Regions from separate parts of the Homo sapiens genome. Here region 2 is linked to region 1. The links are chromatin contacts, found by Hi-C or POLR2A ChIA-PET in ENCODE. All regions are on one chromosome and are shown on one strand. Each heading gives the region's core, a stretch centred on a gene start or an enhancer-like site at or near the end of the contact. The rest is flanking DNA. Distances are from core to core; before and after follow the strand shown. Region 1 holds the start of PDK2 (pyruvate dehydrogenase kinase 2). Region 2 holds the start of ACSF2 (acyl-CoA synthetase family member 2).

What was found. A loop is a pair of places that touch in the nucleus more often than their neighbours do. ChIA-PET counts read pairs that join two places held with the same protein, here RNA polymerase II (POLR2A). Pooled maps may share reads with other maps.
Region 2: a map of gastrocnemius medialis shows a loop between it and region 1 (2.1-fold over the local background). The contact joins the promoter of ACSF2 here to the promoter of PDK2 in region 1. A Hi-C loop is called at or near these places in 1 of 168 maps with a recorded cell type or tissue (gastrocnemius medialis) and 4 of 50 pooled maps. POLR2A ChIA-PET finds 5 or more read pairs at or near these places in 1 of 52 experiments (MCF 10A).

The regions. Positions count from the first base shown.
Region 1 is chr17:50,092,950-50,099,558 of GRCh38, forward strand. It overlaps PDK2 (pyruvate dehydrogenase kinase 2), which reads left to right and starts at 2,402. Exons shown (of 11, transcript NM_002611.5): 1 at 2,402-2,604; 2 at 4,474-4,615. The coding sequence starts at 2,487. It overlaps LOC124904024 (a long non-coding RNA gene), which reads left to right. Exons shown (of 2, transcript XR_007065837.1): 1 at 1-630; 2 at 1,393-1,704. It overlaps PDK2-AS1 (PDK2 antisense RNA 1), which reads right to left. Exons shown (of 2, transcript XR_007065842.1): 2 at 4,949-6,609. RefSeq lists enhancers at 1,561-1,770, 2,802-3,317, 3,318-3,833 and a silencer at 2,151-2,270.
Region 2 is chr17:50,423,905-50,430,513 of GRCh38, forward strand. ACSF2 (acyl-CoA synthetase family member 2) reads left to right here and starts at 2,314. Exons shown (of 16, transcript NM_025149.6): 1 at 2,314-2,485. The coding sequence starts at 2,358. RefSeq lists an enhancer at 1,846-2,390 and a silencer at 2,127-2,446.

The DNA of each region.
Region 1 (6,609 bases), core at 1,152-3,651:
TCATCAATCACGTCCTAATTGCTAGCCCAGTGGATGTTTGGTGGTTCTCTGGAATATCTCTGTGGTGTGCTCCTCTGCTTGCCCTGTCTTCTTTTTCACCCTGTCCTCCCTACTAGGTGCTGAGTACTGCCTGATGCTAGAGATAGGGCAGTGAATAAGACAGATACAACCCCTGCCCTGCCCTCACGGAGCTTAAAGTCTAGCGGGAAAACAGATCAGTTGGCAAACAATTTTCACTCAATTGATAAGAGCTACCATCAGCTCCTTTTAACCCCTCCTTCCTGGATTTGTCCAGGTAGCTTTCAGCCAATCCCTTTCCTCGACGAGGTACCTGTTTCACATGTCCTGATCTTTCCTTGTCCTCTCTTAAGGGGTCTTGTGGATTCCCAGTCTGGATGACAGTGACCCAGACTGCGAATATTTGCTAAGACCAGGAGATCTAAGGAGCCCTTGAAGGGAGCCTATAACCCAGCTTGGCAGGATCAAGGAAGGCTTCCAGGAGGAAGGGATGACTAAGCAGCTGAGACCTGAAGAATGGGCAGGTGAAGGTGGGAAGAAAGAATGATCCAGACAGAAGAGATGCATTTGCAGTGGCTTAGAGATTAGAGGCTGGTTCAAGGCAGCAGACAGGTATGGCTGGGAGCTGCATGGGGGAATGTAGAGAGAGGAGTCTGGAGAATTAAGCAAAAGTCAATCGACTTGTGACAACTGGAAAGGCTCCAGTAAGAAGAAGAGAGCCATTGATGGCCTAGCACAGTGCCTCATACCTGTAATCCCTGCACTTTGGGAGGTTGAGGCGGGCAGATCACTTGAGGTCAGGAATTCAAGACCAGCCTGGCCAACATGGTGAAACCCTGTCTCTACTAAAATTACAAAAATTAGCCAGGCATGGTAGTACATGCCTGTTATCCCAGCTACTTGGAAAGCTGAGACAGGAGAATCGCTTGAACCTGGGAGGAGAAGTTTGCAGTGAGCCAAGGTTGTGCCACTGCACTCCAGCTTGGACGACAGAGGGAGACTCAATCTCAAAAAAAAAAAAAAAAAAAAAAAAAATAGCCCATTGAAAGGCTGTGAGCAAGGAAGTAATAAGGTCAGATTTGCAGTTGAGAATGATCCCTGAGTCTCGGTTTTCTTATCTATGAAATGAGGCTAAGAATAATAAAATAGAGAATTAAATGAGATAATGCCTGTAAACAGTGCCTGGCATATAGCTTATTATTCATCCAGCTAAGAGGCCCTTCCATATGTGAAGCTTTGCTCTGTGAGGTCTGTATTACAATCACATTCAGTTATAGCTAATTATTTACTTATGTAGCTATCTCTGAAACTTAGAAATGAAATCATCGAGGAAAAAGGCCATTTCTTGATCCTGTCTGTGTTCCCTGTTCCCAGCATAAAGCCTAACACGTATTAGGCTAATGTCACCGAGCAAAGAAAGCATCAAAGTGGCGGGTCGGGCCCTAAACCCACGATGGGAGATACCACATTCGGCCACAAGAGGGCGCGTCACATTTTCTCCAAGAGAAGCTGGGCCGCTGATGAAGGACGGGCTCCGGGCCTCCCAGAGACACTTCACCTCCTGGGATCTTGCTCTAAGGAAGCCCGGTGCGAAGGAGGTGGCTTTCTCAGGTGGTCGCGCTAGATGTCCAAGGCTTTATGTTCGGTCAGATGAGCTGTATAATAAAATGAAAGTGTTAACTGGCATGGACGATAGCTGCTGCCTCCACCGCCACTAGTAGTGATGGTTTTTACTCTGGATGTTTTTCAGTTGGAAAAGCAAACTCCGCCTTTTCCTGAGCCGCTTGGATCTTTGTGGAAGCGGGTGGGCTGCATATATACAGGACGGATTCGTATAGGCTTGCACCCTGGTTCCGAATTTTGCAAATATTCGCAGTCTGGGTCACTGTCATCCGGACTGGGAATCCCCAAGACCCGTTAAGGGAGGATAGGTAACGATCATGACAGGTGAAACAGGTACCTTTGAGTTGGAGAAAAGGGATTGGTTGAAAGCTACCTAGACAACTCTGGAAAGGAAGGGTTAAAAGGAGCCTGCAGGTGAAGGAGATGCGAGGGGGTAGCAAGGGAAAGGCAGGCGTGGAAGAGGAAGCGAAAGGGCTGGCGGGGCTCTGGGAAGGAAGGGGTTAACCCGGGCTTCGCCCCGCGGAGGAAAGGGAGGAGTGAACACAGGGGAGGTGGGAACTCGGCGCGGCCTCCCCAAAACAACAGGCCGCCCCGGCAAAGCGTGGGTTAAGGGGGCGGGCCCGGGGGAAGCCACGTGCCGGGGCGGAAGGCTATTGGTTCGCCCGGAGTTGTTTGTGAGTGGCCATTGGCGACGTCGAGGCGCCATGACGAGCCGATTGGCTGGGCGTTGGAATGCCCGCCAGGGCAAGGGTAGGGAGGAGGCGGCCGAACCGCGTCGCTGGGCCGAAAGGTGCGCGAGCGCTGCCCGCGCGGGGACCACAACCAAAGTCGCGGCCGCCGCAGCCATGCGCTGGGTGTGGGCGCTGCTGAAGAATGCGTCCCTGGCAGGGGCGCCCAAGTACATAGAGCACTTCAGCAAGTTCTCCCCGTCCCCGCTGTCCATGAAGCAGTTTCTGGACTTCGGTACGGAGTGGGCGGGAGGCGGCTGGCAGCGGAGGCCGGCGGGGCGCTGGGAGGGGCAGCCGGGGGCTAGGGGGACGGAGGAGAAGAAAGGCCCCGAGTGACAGAGAAGGGTTGTTTGGAAAGGTACAGGCAGGAAAGAGTTAATGGGGAAGCAGGAACCGGCCGGGGCCTCTCGACGGGGCTGCTGATGGGAATGGGGGGCATTTACAAGGACGGTCCCGAGGTTTCTTCGTGGGCCTCATGAAGGGTCTTGAAGAGTAAGGGGCAGTGAAGCTGTGATGTTACTGCAGGAAGGGAGTAGGGTGGTATCCAGACGCGAAAGGGTTAATGGGAGTTGTCCTCATGACTGGAGGAGTAGGGGCCCCTCCTCCCACCAGAGGAAACCGGGGGTCTGCTGGTGGGAGTGAGGAGGCAGGGTTTAGAGGTGCAGCCATCTGTAGAGAGACCTGGACTGGGCATGAAGGGTCAGACACCCCTGGGCAGAGGGTGAGATTAAGCCAGGGGCAGTTGGGGAAGGGGGCTCTTTCAGAAGATGCCATTGGGAGACAGTGCCCTGACTGGTAGACATCCACCCACAGAAGGAGCTGGACCCTAGCTGCCCCAGTGGGCAAGGACACTTGAAGATCAAATCTGTTCCGGCCTGGCAGCCTCTCCCCAGCTGGGCAGGGGCCCCAGGCACCGTGATGTGGAGTCAAGCCGCCTATACCTCCCTTGGCTGCCCCAGGGCTGCTAGGTCAGGATCGCCCACTACCAGCAACCTGGGGGTGGCCCTGGGGCAGGAGGGAGGCTGTGCCAACGTGGCAGCTGAAATGGGCATTGTGTGGGCCCTGTCTGTCTATGTGGTATTTCCATGGTGCCAGCTGGGGACTGGGGGTGGGGGGCAGTCTCTCAAGAGTTGAGTTGATAGTGCCTAGCTTGGGTTGCAGCTGCGTCAATGATGGGACGGGAACAGAGAGGTGGCAGCCGAGACATAAGGCACCTGTTCCTCAGGACTTGTCTGCCTGCACCCCTGCCCTGCCTGAGTCTTGAGCCTCCCCCATGTAGGAAAGCCTCCTGGGCCCACCCCTAGCCCCCAGCAGCTGTCCCCACAAACTGCACCCTAATTACAGAAACATCACAGCTGTGAGGGGCTCACAGTAGAGTTTGGTCAACTTGTAGTACTATGGGGGAAACTGAGACCTTCAAAAGGATGATGGCATGGCCTGGGTGACAGAGTTGGAAGCAGAGCCTGATGGACTGGAACCCAGGGCCCCTGACCCTGGGCCAAGGCCATATTCGGTCCCCCACCCTTTCCATCTTGACACCAGACAAGGACCGAGGCATTTGGACTCCTGTTCTCAGGCCCGTTTGCCCCATGGATGGGCATTAAGACACAGCAGCCCCACATGGGCATTCAGGCCAGGCTGGGTGAGGTGGGCTGGCCAGAGACAACACTGGGAGCCTGCAGTGGTGGTCTAGCCATAGCCCCCCTCAGCCAGAGCCCAGTCCTAGGTAGGGATGGGTTTCCCAGGCTCCTTTGTCCCCTGGAATCAGCCCCTCAAAGTGAGTGTGCTGGGAGGGAAGGAAAGAGAAGTGAGGTGACTGAGGCCAGAGGCAGCTCCAAATGGGCCCAGGAGTGGCCCTGTCCACTGTGGTTAAAGGCAAGCAGGGTTCAGCTGGGGATGAGGAGAGGATGACACCTCCTGAAGTGTTAGGCATGGGGTGTAGGTGTTTGAGCCCTGCAGGGGATGGGGAGCCTTGCTGTGTGCCCCGGGCAGGTCACTTGCTCTCTGAGCCCCCTGTTAATGAAGGGTTTAGCTGACCTGGCCGAGACATCCTTTGGCTTTCATAGTCTGTGGCTCTGTGGCTCACCCCTCTTTCTCCTGCCAGGATCCAGCAATGCCTGTGAGAAAACCTCCTTCACCTTCCTCAGGCAGGAGCTGCCTGTGCGCCTGGCCAACATCATGAAAGAGATCAACCTGCTTCCCGACCGAGTGCTGAGCACACCCTCCGTGCAGCTGGTGCAGAGCTGGTGAGACCCCTGGCTCAGTCCCTGCACCTCCCACTCCATCGCCAGTGTCCCTGGGCTCAGGGATGGCATCTCCAAGCTTTTAGCAGCTTTGAGGGTGGGGTGGGGACAGACAGGAGACACCAAAGCCCCAAGCGCTTGGAGTTGCCTAGGGTCACGTGGGAATCTGAGGCCAGAGCAGGACTGAGGTCAAGCTCCTAGTCTCTGTGTCTAGCCCTCTTCTTACCACCCACCTTTCTCTGGAAACACAGGATCCACCTAGGAAAGCATGGTTTTCACAGCCAAAACCCCAATTCAGGCTGATGTCAGCATTAGCCAGCAGCCCAGACCTGGAACTCCAGTAACTGTTAGGCAGTATTTATTTGGGGGTAACTTTTTGGGAAGCAGAAACAAGAAGTAAGTTTTCAAATACATTATATAACCCAAGCTGCAAGACAGACTGTTTTGGATGTTGGAAAATACTCAGATACACACAAGGATGGCACAGTACCTTCCCGAAGAGCTTTGGAGGGGCAAAGACCAAACGTTTATTGCGCACTGCAGCAGGAACAGAGGGAAAGGCTCAGCAGAGTTCACTCAAGAACTCAAGTTAAGTAACTGGATGAAATTAGCCAAAGGCCAGTCACGTGAAGAATAAACAAGGGTGTCCCTTGTCACTGGGCATGTAAATAGCTAATCCTCATTGACTTTGGTGGCACCCTTGCAGAAATCTTGGGCTGGTTCTTTTGGACTTGCAGTATGATATAGTTGTGATTTCCCTGTAGACTGAGGAGCACGTGCCCACATGTATTCTGAGCTCAAAGCCATGCGAAGTCACAGCAGCTGCCCTCAGAGGCCTGTGATCTTGAGGGAAAAATAATATTCACCCAGGCAGGGTGAACTGAGTCCAGCATAGTGCTAGGAGCAGGGAGCTGCCAAAGAGTTCGTTTTATTTAAATTAGGAATCCAAACATTATTTTAAAAGAACACTGATATTTTTCCCTCATTGTGGAAGTGTAACAGGTTCACTTGACACTTGCAAAATGCACAATAGTAGATAGAAGAAAATGCCAACCACTCCCCTCCACCCCCTAACCGAACACAGTTCAGTTTCGTCAGATGTAGTGGTGCCTTTCCAGCGCTGTTTTCTATGCATGGACCTGTGGATATGGGGCTTATTCTAATTAAATGAGATATGGTGAGGGGCAGTGTTGTACACACAAGGCTAGGGGTGTAGTGGGTGCACCATGAATGTTTGTTGAATGACACGTTGTGGGGCAGTTGCTATGGACATGCAGAGGAGGTGACTTGTCACTGGACCTTACAGGGTACCTAGGCAAGCTGAGAGCTAAAAGGAAGGGAAGGGCATTCCAGGCTAAAGGAATAGCCTGGGCAAAGGTGTGGAGACAGGAAGGGGCCTGGCTAAGGGAGCTGAGAACTGACTTTCTGGAGATTGTGCTGTTAGTGTGGGCTGTGAGGAAGGGGTGGAGGCATGAGGCACAGAGCCTGATCTTCATGGAGCCCAACCAGGTCACCCCTTGCTGTGCCTTGCCTCTCGGAGGTCCAGGACCTCTGAGCCAACCAACACTTCCCATCGTGGGTGGTGTGGAGTGGTGGGAAGGAGACAGAAGGTACCATCTGTTCTCCCTGGCCCTCCTCCGGCTCTATCCGGCTGCCTGACCTGGCTGCCTCTCCACCTGGTCCCTGACTCCAGGGCAGGACTTCTCAGGCCCCTCCCTGGACACCGTGTTCCTGGGAGAGCTGAGGGATGCAGGAGGAGGGCAGGGGCCTGCTGAGCTTCCCATGACTCCCCCAGGGGCCCCTGCAGAGTCCCTTCCTGAAACTCAGTGACACAGATAAGAGGTTGGCCTGACTTATTCTTCCGCAAAGCTTGCAAGTAATGTCAAGTAACAGCAGGAGGGAATGAAGTTAGACAAGAGAGAACACTTCCTCAATGAAGGATTCAGCTTAGGCCGGGCGCGGTGGCTCACGCCTGTAATCCCAGCACTTTGGGAGGC
Region 2 (6,609 bases), core at 1,064-3,563, 330 kb after region 1:
CATGCAAGTCACATGCAGCATAAAGGAGATGTGATGGCTCAGGCAGAAGGCCCCTTGGGGAGCAACGGGGAATTTAATTGGTTAAAGGGAAGGGAAGGGAAGCTGGAGAGCCTGGATGGCCCACTGCCCTGCTCCCCACTTCCTTATACTAGCCAAAGAATGCGGGTCAACGTGATTCCCCCACCATGACTCACGGACTTCCACCAGCCGTCTTGACTTTCTCCCAGCCCTCCTCCCCATCCACAGAACCAGTGCCTACCAGGGCTTTGCACAAATAAAACAATTCTCCCTCCTAAAAAAGGTTTGCAATTCCTACACAGAGGAAGGTCTTAGAGTGAAGACACAAGAGGAAGGAGAGGATGGAAAAAGAAACAATCACTGAAAACTGGCCGACTACCAGTTCTGTGCCACCTACTCAATTCTTACCCAGCCCTCTGCGTGAAGTTGGTATTATTATCCCCATTTGACAGATAACGAGGCTGGAGAGGCCCCGTGACTTGCCCAAAGCCACAAAGAGACTACTGGCAGAGCTTTGGCCTATGTTTAAGAAGCTGAACCTCTTTGGGATTCAGTTTCTTCATCCATAAAAACAAAGACACATTCCAAGCCATGCCTGTTCCTTGCAGGGTGTTTGTGAGGGTCAGAGAAAATGTCCTTGAAGAGCCTGGCATGTACAAGATACCCTGAAACTGATGGCTATGATGCCACGGCCTGTGCACCTAGGAAGAGTCAGGAAAGCCCAGTGTCTTGAAAAGCCGAGGCTGGAGCAAAGTTCAAGGAGGAACTCACTTCTCTCCCACTCTAGGACTGACCCTCAAACTAGCCAGAAGAGTGGAAGGACCTACAAGATCAGTACCCACCCCACACTTCATAGGCCAAGAGAGGGACAGTGGTTTACCCAGGGTCACCCAGCATGCTAGAGGCTAAGCCTGCCAGCCACGGCTGGGAACCCAGACTTGTGAATGCCCCAGCCCTCCACATTCCCTGGTCCGCTATCAAAGACAGTTAGTCTAATTAGGAAAGCACACCCTTGCAGGCCCAGCCTCCGGTGATCTCTTTGTTCCTCTGTCTCTTCCTGCCCCAACCCCACAGAAACTGAAGTGTGGGGACCCTCCCTAGGAACCGGGGTTCCAGGGAGGATTTGAGGTCACGCTCAAGATCATAAAGAGGCCCAGCATGGACTCCTTCTCATGACCCAAGTGGAGCCAGAGTTCCCAGATAAGGGCAAAGGTCACCTCAGGCCAGGCTCCACTCTCAGCCACCCCTTCTGCCTGGCAGGGTTTACTTCATCTCCTCCAGTCAGGAGAGGGGAGGTCACACTGCCAGGGCCTTTGCCCCATTCTTCTCCAGCTCCTTCTCTAGAGGAAGAGTCATGGCTAGGCCGAGGCAGTGTGGACCTGGAACAGGTATAAACTGTGCTACTCTTTGGTGCCCAGTGCCACTTTTCCTAGCCAGGACCAGAGCTATCACCTTCTCTGTCCCGCAGCTCTGCCCAGGTCTTAGTACCCCACTCACCCCTGGGCCTCAGGAACCCTAAGGAGGGGCATAGGGTTGCTTTCCATTCACACCTGGGGCAGCACAGGGAACTGTGCCACAGGCCCCAAGACAGGCAGATGGAGGATGAAATACACAGGTCCCAGTCCCTGAGGCCACCTTACGTGTCCGGCCCCCAACCCTGTGCAGAAGGTCAAGGCAGAGGCGCCGAGGAGGGATGGGAGGATGCCTCCTGTGAGATGGGGTACAACTGGTGTTCCTTCTGAAGCTGACATCTGGCCTCAGCTGGGACTCTGGCGCCAGCGGGCCCGCAGGGGGCTCACCCGCGACACCCTTTGTTCTGGCTGCCTCCCCAACCCCGCGGGGCCCTCTGCTCCAGCTGGCATGCCTCAAGGACGCTTCGCGCCTGCTCCTTTGGCCCCCGGCTCGCAAGTAGCGGGGCCAGCACGTGACCCGAGGGGGCAGGGGATGGATGGATCTTGACCTTGCCATCTGGCCCCTCACGGATGTGCTGCTGGCTCTCCCTCTAGGAAATCAACAAATTTTTGCGCTTCTAACATCCAGGCCCCTGAGGATGGTCGCGAGGAAGATCTGTTTCGGACTGCAGCTGGGGCCTTCGGATCCAGAGGAAACCAGGGCTATTCTTCGAGGGTGGGAGGGGGAGGGCCGCGGGGTCGGAGGGGAAGGTGGCCCCGCGCGAAGTCGCCGCCGCCGCGCCCCGCCCCGCCCCGCCGGCGGAGACCGAATCCGCCGCACCCCATAGGCAGAGGCCACCCTCCCCGCCTCCCCGCCCGCTGCGCGCCCGCCCCGCCCCGGCTCACTTTAAAAGTTTACTCGGGCCGGGACGCAGGGCAAAGCGAGCCATGGCTGTCTACGTCGGGATGCTGCGCCTGGGGAGGCTGTGCGCCGGGAGCTCGGGGGTGCTGGGGGCCCGGGCCGCCCTCTCTCGGAGTTGGCAGGAAGCCAGGTTGCAGGGTGTCCGCTTCCTCAGGTACTGGCCCCCCGCGGGAAGAGAGGGGGCGGGGCAGTTCCCCGGGAGAGGAACTTGGAGGTCCCGGCGAGCTTCGGAAGCCCCACCTCTGGACGAGTGCACTGGGGGGAAGGTACCCGCCCCTCCCCCGCCCCCCGCCAGCACCTAGGCAATAGGAAAAGCTGGCTTGGCCTGGTGGACTTGGGTGGGGAGGGGGCTTTGGTTGGTGGCTGCAGTGACTTCGAGTTCTGGTCCAAGACTCTCGATTCCTTCTCCTTTATGGGCACAGAGGGCAAGGAGTGTGGGCTTTAAGGAGAATATTCCGATGGGGAGGGGCAAGGGCCAAGGCCTGGGCTGTACCCCCAGGACACTGCCTCTGAGTTGGAACCCCTTCATGGGCAAACTTGGGGATCAGCCCCAGTCTCCCCGACCCAGGCCACTAAACTTAGCAGTCTCCTGTCTCCTCATCAGCTGCTCACTAACATGGCTTTAATTCTTTGCTGCCTACTCCTGGGCCTATTTCCTTCTGTCCTCAGTGCAAGGGGTGGGATGGAAGCTGGCAGGCAGAGGATTTCAGTTCCCAGTAGCTTCACTGCCTCTGCAGCAGCACAGTAAGTAAAGCTGCCTTCCCGGTGTGACCAGTCCTTGGGAGGACCCCGTGAGATGGCAAATGTGAAAGTGCTTGAGACACAGAGAGCAGGCTGCCACTCATGTTATCAGGGCTGTTAGCTTCAGCAGCACCACTGGGGAGCCCTGTGCACTACTGAGCCTGTCCTACCACTCAACTCGGCCAGATACTAAGTCTATGGTCAGGACAGCACTTTCAGCAACATCAGATGGGGTGTGGGCCTGGACATGGAAAAGGGAGAAGTCAGAACAAAGCTGTGTCTCAGAGAACTAGATTTGTTTTTGTTTTTAAAAAGGCTAAGTAGGAAGAGTTGGAGGGACATGCAGACTCCTTTTTGGCTAGAACTCCAAGATCACACTTTCTGAACTTGCTGATTTCTGAATGCTAGAAAGCATGCAATGCCTTAACATCACTCTGCCTAATTTGCTGAGAAAACTAAGTGGATCAAGGCTGGTCAGTAGATGGGATTGAGATGAGGACAGTGGGGTCCTCTTCCCAGTGACCCTGGGAAGTCACTCACTACTTCCCAGGGTCTCCCTAGACAAGTTCGGCCCTCCCCTGACCCCCTAGTCTCTTAAGCCTCTCCTCTGGACTCATGGCTGCCCCCTCAGGCTGGGAGGACTCTGAGGAAAGTTACTTCCCAAAGTGTACATATTTTATCACACTAAATCAGGCCACAGGGGAAGTCTCTCAGCCTACTCTGGCTCAGGAGGCTGCCCAATAGAAAACAAACAAACAAACCAATAAATAAGTAATAAATCAGGCCACATGGCAACATTTCTGACCTTTGACTTTTTTTTATCTATAAACAAAACAGGTCACTTACCTGCTACAGCCCTGGGACCTCTGAGAGCACCAAGCTTCAGAGAAATTCTTATTGCTGTGTCAGGAGGAGACTCATTTATCCAGACAGATGATTTTCTGAGTGTTTGGCCTACTTTCTTTCTGCCCCTTCCACTCCCTTGTGCCTGCACCCTTATTGTCTGACTGTGATGGTTTTACCTGATTTCTCTCCTACTTTCCCCTTCAGAAGCCTCAGGGCTCAGGCCAGGCAAGGTGGTTTATGCCTGTAATCTCAGCACTTTGGAAAGCAGAGGTGGTAGGATCACTTGAGCCCAGGAGTTCAAGGCTGCATTGAGCCGTCATCATGCCACTGCACTCTAGCCTGAGCAGCAGAGCAAAACCTAGACTCAAAAAATAAAAATAAAGGCTGGGTGGGTGGCTCATGCCTGTAATCCCAGCACTTTGGGAAGCCCAGGCAGGCAGATCACTTGAAGTCAGGAGACCGGTTTGGCCAACATGGTGAAACCCCGTTTCTACTAAAAATACAAAAATCAGCCGGGCGTGGTGGCATGTGCCTGTAATACCAGCTACTAGGGTGTCTGAGGCAGGAGAATTGCTCCAACCTGGGAGGCGGTGGTTGTAGTGAGCCAAGACTGCACCTCTGCACTCCAGCCTGGGTGACAGAGGGAGACTCCATGTCAAAAATAAATAAATAAAAATAAAGGCCAAGCATGGTGGCTTATGCCTGTAATCCCAGCACTTTGGGAGGCTGAGGTGGGCGGATCACTTGAGGTCAGGAGTTAGATCAGACTGGCCAACATGGAGAAACCCCATCTCTACTAAAAATATAAAATTAGCCTGGCGTGGTGGCACATGCCTGTAATCCCAGCTACTTGGGAGGCTGAGGCAGGAGAATTACTTGAACCTGGGAAGCGGAGGTTGCACTGAGCTGAGATTGCACCACTGCACTCCAGTCTGGGTGACAGAGAAAGACTTCATCTCAAAAAAATAAAAATAAAAATGAAAAAAGAAGCCTCAGGGCTGAAACCATCAGCAAACATTCCTGAGAACAGATTCTGCGTCATGCTAGCACATGCTGTGCATATAGAGGCCACAGAACTCAGTCCTCACCCTGCCAGGAACTTGCAGCCTCGTAGGAGGAGAAATAAATCAAGGTGAGCACTATTCGGTGTTGCAAGTGCCATGGTGAGGAATGCGCTTGGACTTTCGTCCTCTGTTTTCTCCGATCTGCTCACACACAGCCTGCTTTCCTGTTGCCCAACACCCAGGCCTATTACTTACCAGACCCTGGTTTTGCCTGAGAGAAAAGAGCAAGGGCTTTGAAGTTAGACTATCCTGGATGACAGCCCTGGGTCCTCTCCCTGTTGGTTGTATGACCTCGGGCATGTTATCTAACCTCTGAGCTAGTTAGTTCATTACTTACTACCTTCTTGCTGTGTTGTTGGGCTGATGAATAAAACAAGCTTGCTCTTGTTCTCAGCCTTTCCTTTGAGGCAGGGCTGATCCCTGGAAACCCTTGACTGGTGTCTGGGTGGGAATTCTGACTGATTTGAAAGTAGGAGAGGATCCCCTGATTGGTGGCCTCTTTCTGGAACCCAATTATTTCTCCTAGCTGATTGCCAAGATGGTGACTTCCACCCAGCTACATGTCCAGTCCTTGGGTCTGCTGGACGTCCTCCTCTCCGTTTGACGCAGGGCTGTTCAGAGTCTTTCTCTTTTTCTTTTTTTTTTATTTGAGGTGGAATTTCGCTCTTGTTGCCCCAGGCTGGAGTGCAATGGCATGATCTCAGGTCACTGTAACCTCCGCCTCCTGGGTTCAAGCAGTTCTCCTGCCTCAGCCTCCCAAGTAGCTGGGATTACCGGTGTGCGCCACCCGCCCAGCTAATTTTGTATTTTTAGTGGAGATGGGGTTTCACCATGTTGGTCAGACTAGTCTCAAACTCCTGAACTCAAGTAATCCACCTGCCTCAGCCTCCTAAAGTGCTGGGATTACAGGCGTGAGCCACCACGCCCGGCCCAGAGTCTTTCTCCCCAGAAGGAAAGAAAAAGCTGTCCTTTGCTCTCCAGAACTCCTCACGACCAACTCCTTCCCCCTATCTATGTGCCTCCTTCCCCAAAGAAGGTGGATGGCTTAGTCTGGGGCTTCAGTGAACCTCCAAGGAAGGAATTCAAGGAGAAACCTGGGCTGAGCAGGCTTCCCCCAGACCTGCCCTAAAGCTGGCCTGGGGCTGCCTATGAGGCAGCTGCATCCAGGGTGTTGAGAACACTCAGAGCTGGGAAGGCAGAGAGATCAGTGGCTAAAGCCTCTCAGAATTAGGTGTGGTGCTCAGAGCTGGGGATCCAGTGACTTGGTGCTGATGGTGGGGACAGAGGGGTAAGGGGGCTTTGTGGACCACCCTCCATGGGGATGGCTATGATCATATAAGACTGTGGACCTAAGGGAAAAATCTGAGGCCAAAGTAATATAAGTAGAGAGATTTATTTGGGCCATGTTTGCAGACTGCAACCGGGAGCATAGACTCAAGTTGCCCTGATTATATGATCTGATGAGCAGCAGTTACAAGTGGGTTTTTAAAAGAAAAGAAGGCTGGGTGCAGTGGCTCACACCTGTAATCCCGGCACTTTGGGAGGCCGAGGCAGGCAGATCACAAGGTCAGGAGTTCGAGACCAGCCTGGCCAATATGGTGAAACCCTGTCTCTACTAAAAATACAA